Regions from separate parts of the Homo sapiens genome. Here regions 2 and 3 are each linked to region 1. The links are chromatin contacts, found by Hi-C or POLR2A ChIA-PET in ENCODE. All regions are on one chromosome and are shown on one strand. Each heading gives the region's core, a stretch centred on a gene start or an enhancer-like site at or near the end of the contact. The rest is flanking DNA. Distances are from core to core; before and after follow the strand shown. Region 1 overlaps MSI2 (musashi RNA binding protein 2). Region 2 overlaps MSI2 (musashi RNA binding protein 2). Region 3 overlaps MSI2 (musashi RNA binding protein 2).

What was found. Hi-C counts contacts between places; a loop is a spot of excess contacts on that map. ChIA-PET counts read pairs that join two places held with the same protein, here RNA polymerase II (POLR2A). Pooled maps may share reads with other maps.
Region 2: a loop to region 1 is called in a map of HepG2, with 11 times the contacts of the local background. The contact joins two enhancer-like sites. A Hi-C loop is called at or near these places in 1 of 168 maps with a recorded cell type or tissue (HepG2), 1 of 37 single-sample maps with no recorded cell type and 2 of 50 pooled maps. POLR2A ChIA-PET finds 5 or more read pairs at or near these places in 2 of 52 experiments (HepG2 and activated T-cell).
Region 3: a map of dorsolateral prefrontal cortex shows a loop between it and region 1 (2.0-fold over the local background). The contact joins two enhancer-like sites. A Hi-C loop is called at or near these places in 2 of 168 maps with a recorded cell type or tissue (G401 and dorsolateral prefrontal cortex), 1 of 37 single-sample maps with no recorded cell type and 7 of 50 pooled maps.

The regions. Positions count from the first base shown.
Region 1 is chr17:57,407,339-57,409,863 of GRCh38, reverse strand. The region is part of intron 6 of MSI2 (musashi RNA binding protein 2); the gene reads right to left. Among named protein-coding and RNA genes, the nearest start is that of MSI2, 150 kb to the right of the region's middle. Within about 2 kb of position 1,268, at least 13 of the 41 ENCODE cell types and tissues checked have a DNase peak (open chromatin) inside an H3K27ac peak, as active enhancers do.
Region 2 is chr17:57,516,147-57,518,671 of GRCh38, reverse strand. All of the region lies in intron 6 of MSI2 (musashi RNA binding protein 2), which reads right to left. Among named protein-coding and RNA genes, the nearest start is that of MSI2-AS1, 91 kb to the left of the region's middle. Within about 2 kb of position 1,257, at least 7 of the 41 ENCODE cell types and tissues checked have a DNase peak (open chromatin) inside an H3K27ac peak, as active enhancers do.
Region 3 is chr17:57,472,407-57,474,931 of GRCh38, reverse strand. All of the region lies in intron 6 of MSI2 (musashi RNA binding protein 2), which reads right to left. Among named protein-coding and RNA genes, the nearest start is that of MSI2-AS1, 130 kb to the left of the region's middle. RefSeq lists an enhancer at 2,123-2,525. Within about 2 kb of position 1,261, at least 5 of the 41 ENCODE cell types and tissues checked have a DNase peak (open chromatin) inside an H3K27ac peak, as active enhancers do.

The DNA.
Region 1 (2,525 bases), core at 19-2,518:
GTTAATTTTTTGTATTTTTAGTAGAGACAGGGTTTCACCATGTTGGCCAGGCTGGTCTCGAACTCCTGACCTCATGATTCGCCCGCCTTGGCCCCCCAAAGTGCTGGGATTACAGGCGTGAGCCACTGTGCCTGTGCCCCACACTCTTTCATCTGTCTCCCACGCACTACTTGTACCAAGTAATCATCAACATTTCATGGTAACAGCCCCTCCATCAGATTCTTCCTTCCTGGAAACATCAATGGTCACACAAACGTCCCACAAAGAAGAAAGGCCCATCACCTAGGCTGCAGAAGGTATGAGTCCTTGTGGCAAATCAAATCCCACTTTGCCAGTAACTCGACTTAGGAAGACAACACAAAATGGAGGAAGAAATGGAAGCAGCATATACAAATTCAATCTATTCCATCTCCTATTTATTTTATGCAAAGTTTTCCTGGTCCTTATTAATGCCGGCTTTCCCTCCGCCATTTAATCTCTGCTTCCATTTCATTCTTAGAGGCCTGTGATTATTCTAATTCAGCATTTGGATGACTTCATTTCCACTCAAGTACACCCAGGTCAACTTGGATAGAAAAGAAAGAGGAGGAGAAGAAAAATAATCAGCTAAAAGCTATTAAATATCAGCCGTGTGCCTCATGATTGGTTTTAAAGGCAGTGGTGAGGTTAGCAACAGTCAGAAACTCAACCCTTTTGCCTCTTCCTGCATATTAACATTTTTTTCTGGGGCTCTCACTAATATGGCTTCGAATGTAAATAAAGTACAGATTGGCAGCCCACTTTTAGCTAATTCACAAATACCAAGTCTGAATATACGGAGCTGTAAAAATTTAGAGGGTGGTAACTTGACAAATCTGGCCGGTCTACAGAGAGACTATTTCTAAGAGGACAAAAGAAGAAAATAAAGAAAGAAAATGGAAGAAAAAGAAAAGCATACAGGACCTGTGTAAGGGGGTATCCTACGGAGGTGGGGGGCGGGTGGGAATCTCCATATCAATGTTCACTCCACCGAACAACAGAGTTCGATTTCAATGCCAAGTCTAAATGAACTGCGCTTTCTCCTCCATAAGAACCACCCCTTGCACCCACTGGCACAAGCTTGAACCATGATTTCTGGTACACTTTCAGTTCCCACTGAACTACATCTAGGGAGAAAAAGGCTTTATTTTCTCCTACTAACAACTCCATTGTTAAGTGACGTCTTCAGAGGGCCCAGGAGGACTCTGGGAAGGTGAGCTGGTGGAAGTACTTCATACCGCCCCCCCGCCCCTACCCACCCAGGGCTCATTAACTCCTTTGTGCCCAAGGGCTCCCCTACCGCTGGCTCTCCTCTCCTTGCCGCAGCAGAAAAAGTAAATACAGCTAAATCATACCAGGAAATGCGGTCAAACAGCAAAGCTGAAGTTTGAGCCTTGTTCTTCTATTCGGCCTTGTTCCTCTACCTACTATGCAAATGCACATGGCATTTGATTAGCACAATCTCAAAGTTTTCCCAGCTTGCTACCCAGAAGGCATCCTAGTTTTCTATTTGTATATTTTAAAACACTGTTAACGAGCAATAATAATGTCTGATGCCTTTGCCTAACAACAGCTGGCTATATTTTATATACTAAGAGGGAAATGGGAAGTTTTCCTAGAAACCCAGTATTTCAGAATCTCCTTTTTGAAGCAAAAATACGAAAATTTAAGAGAAGTAACGTTAGGGTGCTCAATCTTTAGAACTCGACAACCTTACTGGCTTCAGCCGAAATCAGTCTATGGAGGAAAAGTTCACCAGGAAAACACAAAGTTGTTTAGCAGGAGGGTTTACCTGCAAAGCCCCAGGATCATATTACTCATGGGTAAGGTTTGTTTGCCTCTGCCACCTGGCCTAGAAGGTGGAGGAGGCAGAGGAAGCAGGATTCTCCTGTCTACTCGCTGTGCTGTTTCCCACTGAGCAGCTTGGCCAGGGGTCAGGGGGCAAATAAAGTCCCCTCCCCTTATGACACACTTCCAGAGGGAGATGCTGACACAAACCAGGCAGAAGATTAATAAAACATGGGGACAGTGTTGGCTTTGTTCTGGGCTATTAGAGGAAGAAAATTTAAACACAAAAGTAGCCTTCAGCCAGGGAAGAGCGTGCGCATGGTCCTTCCTGGTCCAGCCTACAATTGTCGTTGAAGAAGGTCTGAAGGGCAACACCCAGGCTCTCCAGAAAAAGGTGGAGCAGAGGACAGGGTGAGGCCCGGGAGGCTGACCACTCCCCGGGCAACCCACCTACATGAACCACTTCAGAGGACAAAGCCTCACGGGAGCTCAGATGTCCACAAAGGACACACAAGACTTTTGTTTTCCAAGCCTCCTCTGAGAGAACCACACTGCACAGAGCTCTGTTTATCTACGACACACATTTAAAGCAAGAAAACACTACCTGAGGATCACAGTCCACTCTCAGGCTTATTTATCTTCTCACAGATCTCATGCCTTTTAAATTTCAAAGGGCTTTATGAGACTTTTATTCCAGGTATGACTCTCCTCACACATAC
Region 2 (2,525 bases), core at 8-2,507, 110 kb before region 1:
ATGAAAAAGGCCCAAGCCTGCCAGCTCCAGAGGAGAGAGGCAAATCATTTAGGGGAGCACTGATGTGCCGGAACACTCTCTCACATTCCCATTAAACAAATACTAAACTGCTAATTGCCAAAATGGATCTCCACGACTCTGACCGAACCAGGGAAGGGTTTATAATTACCAAGTGTGAAAATGCACAGCCTGTAAATAGCCACCTCATCTGTCCTAATACGGGCTGATATTGATGGGCATGAAATAAACATCAGGACAAATGGAAAAATCATCCACATCTCCTGTGGCCAATGCAGTCTCGGATGGTGACAAGCGTAGCTGCAGCCATACGCCTGGGGAGGGGAGGGGGAGAGGAGAAAGGAGTTTTGTAGGCTTGGAAAATCTTGGTTCCAATCCCAATTTTAATCCCATGGGCCATCTGCACCTTCTTTCTGTCTGGAAAACAGGGAGGGTAAATAACATGGCTTGATAATGGGATGAAGGGCTTGCCTACATTTCAGAAAGGCCAGGGGCCCCAGTGCAGGGAACTTCTGAGGGCATCAGCTTTCAGGACAGGGCTTCAGACATCTTCCACCCTGCTCTCTTTAAGACTGGCTGATGAAAAAAGAAGACTGAGGGAGAGGGAGAGCTCTGCCAAGGTGACACATTTATTCATTAAACTAATATTTATTAAAGCTCTTTTGTCTGACAAACACGCAGAGTTGGTTGCAGAGCACAGATGAAAAAATGTGTGTTTAGAATGACCTTTGGGCTCTCTGACACCCCTGTACTACGGTGCCTCCCCATCCCCCACCATCTCTTTCTGCCACTCTGATGGGAGGTGGACTCTGGTCTGTTGGGTCCCAGAGCCCCACCACTTTTCTTGGCCACAACAGAGGAGGGGCAAGGGGATAAGCCAGAGGTCACGGAGTAGCTGCAGGTTTCCCAAGCCCCAGGCCCTTTTCTCTCCACCAGCCCTTTGAAGGTACCAGCCTTTGATTCCAATGAACTCAGCCAGATCTTGGAGTGCATGTTGGTAACCGAGGGAGAGAGGAAGTTCCATTTGCCTCAGAATCACAGACTCAGGAGTTAGAAGTGACCCAAAGGTCACCTTTCCACTTCCCGCCCAGTACAGGAATCCCTTCTCCAAGACTCCTTTGAACCCTTCGTGGAGCTTCAAAAGCTTGGAGGAGCATCTCTGCCCCGCCCTCTCGGACAAGCTGCTCAGGCCTGAATTCAGCAGCAGTAGCACTTAGATGCCTGAAATAGCAGCCTCCTCTGATCCCCAGCAATTCTGGCACAAGGCAGAATTCTGCGAACTGTATAGCATCAGGCACCCGAATCAGCGCACTCAGCACCACTCAGCCCCAGAGTTTCTTCATGGGGCTTTGATGACATCCAAGGAAGTTCCTGCTCCTTCCCCTTTGGGCTGCCTGGCAGCCAATCTCCCCAATCCCCTTATCCCTAAAGTCATCCCTAGAGTCCCATGGGTTTCCCAGTCCTGGTCCTGACCCAAAGACCCTGTCAAAAATTAGCAAAATGAGGGAAGGTCTGAACTACCGACTGTTTTTAGAGGAATTCTAATTTGCTACTTTTGAATTCCGAAACTGTCTTCAAATAATGGCTAAGAAAATGCTGCTGAGAACAAACTTCAAGTGCAGCAACAGGCTGAGAGATGCAGTCACTGGGCAAAGTTACTTCTTGTTCAGGGAGGATCATAAACTCTTCAAGGCAGAGAGGATAAAAAGGATATGAGTCCAGTCCACTCATTTTCTAGAGGAGCAAACTGGCTGTAAGCAATTCAGCGGGTACAGTTGAAGCCACAGTTACAGAATAAAAGAAACTTGGCATGCCATCACACATCCTGGGTTCAAATCCCACTCCATTTCCACTTACGCATGATCTTGGGCATGGCTTTCCAAAGCAGCTCAGCTTCCTTGTGTGTAAAAGGAACACGTGATCACTGTTAACCTTCACCCCAGCATTGAAAAGTAGAAACTATTGATACAACACGCAGGAAAGCATTTGGCCTGTGGCAAATGACTACCCTATGCTATTACCAGAATGCATTCCAGCCCCGGCATGCACAGATGCTCAACAAATATCTGTTGGATGAGGACTGCATAATGGGATAACAGACTTTGTATTGATAACTACAAAGTTGTGAAATCAGTACGGATGAGTGAGGTTTAACTTTGTAAGTGTACCCGGCTTGATGTACTGTGATGCAATGGGTCGCATGCAAATAAACCATCTTTTGGAAACACAGGGGGAATGGACAAACAAACCATTCCATTCCATTCCTACAATGGAATACAGCTGGTACACAACTGGTGCACAACTGACCAGAGGGATCATACCAAGTGAAAAAGTCAGTATCAAGGCTGTATTACATACTGTATGACTCCATTTCTGTGACATTCTCAAAACGACAACATTATTGTGATGAGGAACAGATCAGTGGTTGCCAGGAGTTAGGAGTGGGGCCAGGGTGTAACTATTAAGGAGAAACACAAGGAGTTTGTTGGGGTGATGGAACAGTTCTA
Region 3 (2,525 bases), core at 12-2,511, 65 kb before region 1:
CTGACCAACATGGTAAAACCCCATCTCTACTAAAAATACAAGAAAATTAGCCAGGGGTGGTGGTGCACGCCTGTAATCCCAGCTACTCAGGATGCTGAGGCAGAAGAATCACTTGAACTTAGGAGGTGGAGGTTGCAATGAGCTGAGATTGTGCCACTGCACTTCAGCCTGGAAGACAGAGCAAGACTGTCTCCAAACAAAAACAAAAACAAAAACAAAAACAAAAAAACAACAAAAAAACAGTACACAAAGTCATATTCCCACAAAGAGTAACAGCATGGGGCAGGCACTGGGCAGAAGAAAGGACTTAGGTTTCAGGTAGTGATTCTCAACCAGGGGCAATTTTGCTTTCCAGGGGACCTTGGCAATGTCTGAAGACATTTTTGATTGTCATGACTGGGGGTGGGGGATGCTATTGGCAGGTAGTGAGTAAAGGCCAGAGATGCTGCGCAACTTCCTACAATGCACAGGACAGTGCCCACGACAAAGAATCATCTGGCCCCCAACGTCAGTAGTGCTGAGGTGGAGGAGCCCTGGCTTGGAGCCTGGTCTGCATGAGTTGAACAGCTCTGCCACTTACAAGCTCTGTCATTTTGTGGGGGATGTTCGACTTCACCGGGACTCAGCTTCCAGATGGGTACAATGAAAATTATTATAACTACCTTGCAGAAGGATTAAATGAGATGCTGAATAAATGAGCACGTCTAGACCCAACTGCTATGAATACCAGTGCACATCTAGAGGCCCCAGGAAACAGTACCGGTGGCCCATTTTTAAGAGGAGAGAGGGAGGAAAAAGCCCTGGGTGCTGCAGATCAGCAAATACCCCCAACTTCGCGTGAGAGTTCCTATATCCCCTCATCTGCCTCCGTCCTGAACTCTGTCCCCTGAAGCAAATTCATTCAAGAAACATCTTCCCCATAAAGAAGAGGAGGGAGAAGGAAAAACAAAACCGAAAAAAACAGCAAAATCATAATAAGTCTGGGTCAGCTCCCATCAGCTGGTTGTGATCAAAACCACATTCATATTCAGTCTGCTGGGGCTAAGCGGAAGGCTGCAGACCATCTCAGGAATGTGAGTTCCCAGCCACTGGCCACCTTCCCCTGCAAACTTTACAAAGAGCTGCTTGCAGAGGGTCAGGGAGCAGGCACTCTCCCCTCACCATCCCTCGGCACCTGTCCAGACAAGGTGGGTAGTAGCTGGATTCCAGGGGCAACCAAACATCCTCTGTTCTCGAAGAGCCCCATCCTCCTGCACTTCAGTGGTGAGAGGAAGGTTCCGGAAGAGAGGCCAGTGCATAGCTTCTGCCCATACCCTCCCCACAGAAACAATTAAGTAGCTCAGGCTGTGGCTGCCAAGTTTCTCTGTCCAATTTGGTAGATATTTTAATAGAGGAGGAGAATTCCCAGAGGCCCCCCGACGGAAATGCCCCATGTCAGGGAATGTTTGTTTTCATTTCTTTTTGCCGTCAATGAATTCTACTCATGGCAAAGGCTCTGGGCTGGATCAGATCCACACAGAAGCTAACTAGAAGCATTTGTGCCTTGAAATAAATCTCTCTTTGGGGAATGAGTTATATATACATCCGTGTGGGGGGACCTATGCACACATACTCACACACGCATATATATTATGCATTACAGACAAAATACATGGGCAAATCCCCAAGCAGGCAGCCCCGAGCTTCTGGGAGGGAAGGTGATCCGCCTGTTAGCTTCAAAGGACATTTAAAGAAAAGTGGAAGGCCAGGCGCGGTGGCTCACGCCAGCAATCCCACTTTGGGAGGCTGAGGCGGGCAGATCACCTGAGGTCAGAAGTTCAAGACCAGCCTGGCCAACATGGTGAAACCCCGTCTCTACTAAAAGTACAAAAATTAGCTAGACATGGTGTCAGGCGCCTGTAATCCCAGCTACTCAGGAGGCTGAGGCAGGGGAATCACTTGAACCCGGGAGGCAGAGGTTGCAGTGAGCCGAGATGACACCATTGCACTCCAGCCTGGGCGACAAGAGCAAGGCTCCATCCAAAAAAAAAAAAAGAAAGAAAAGAAAAGTGGCTTGTTGGGAAAACTCAATGATGGATAGTGTGCCCTGTGAGTAGGGAAAAGGTTCAGGAAAGCAGAACTTGCTGCAGGGTAGAAGGTAGCTCCGTGTGACGGGACAAATAACAACAGCCACCACCACATAGTGTTTACGACGTACCAGGATCCACGCTGAGTGTTTCACACAGCGCACAGCAACGCAATAACAACAGCTATTATTATTACCACTAGTATCATCCCCATATTACAGATGAGCAAAATAAAGCTCAGAAACATTAAGGGGCTTGCTCAAGGTCATGAGGCCAGTTGGCAGCAGAGCTAGGATTCGAGCCCAGATGGGGTTGGCCCCAAAGGAAGTCCCCAGTCTCTAGGACACTGGCCCCCTCCCTTCCCATCACCTTCAATTAGGGGTCAGAAGGCATTGCCCCTCCCCCTGCCTACTATGGCTAGGTTTTTTGTCTTCTGGGACCCCCCAGTCACTACTCCTT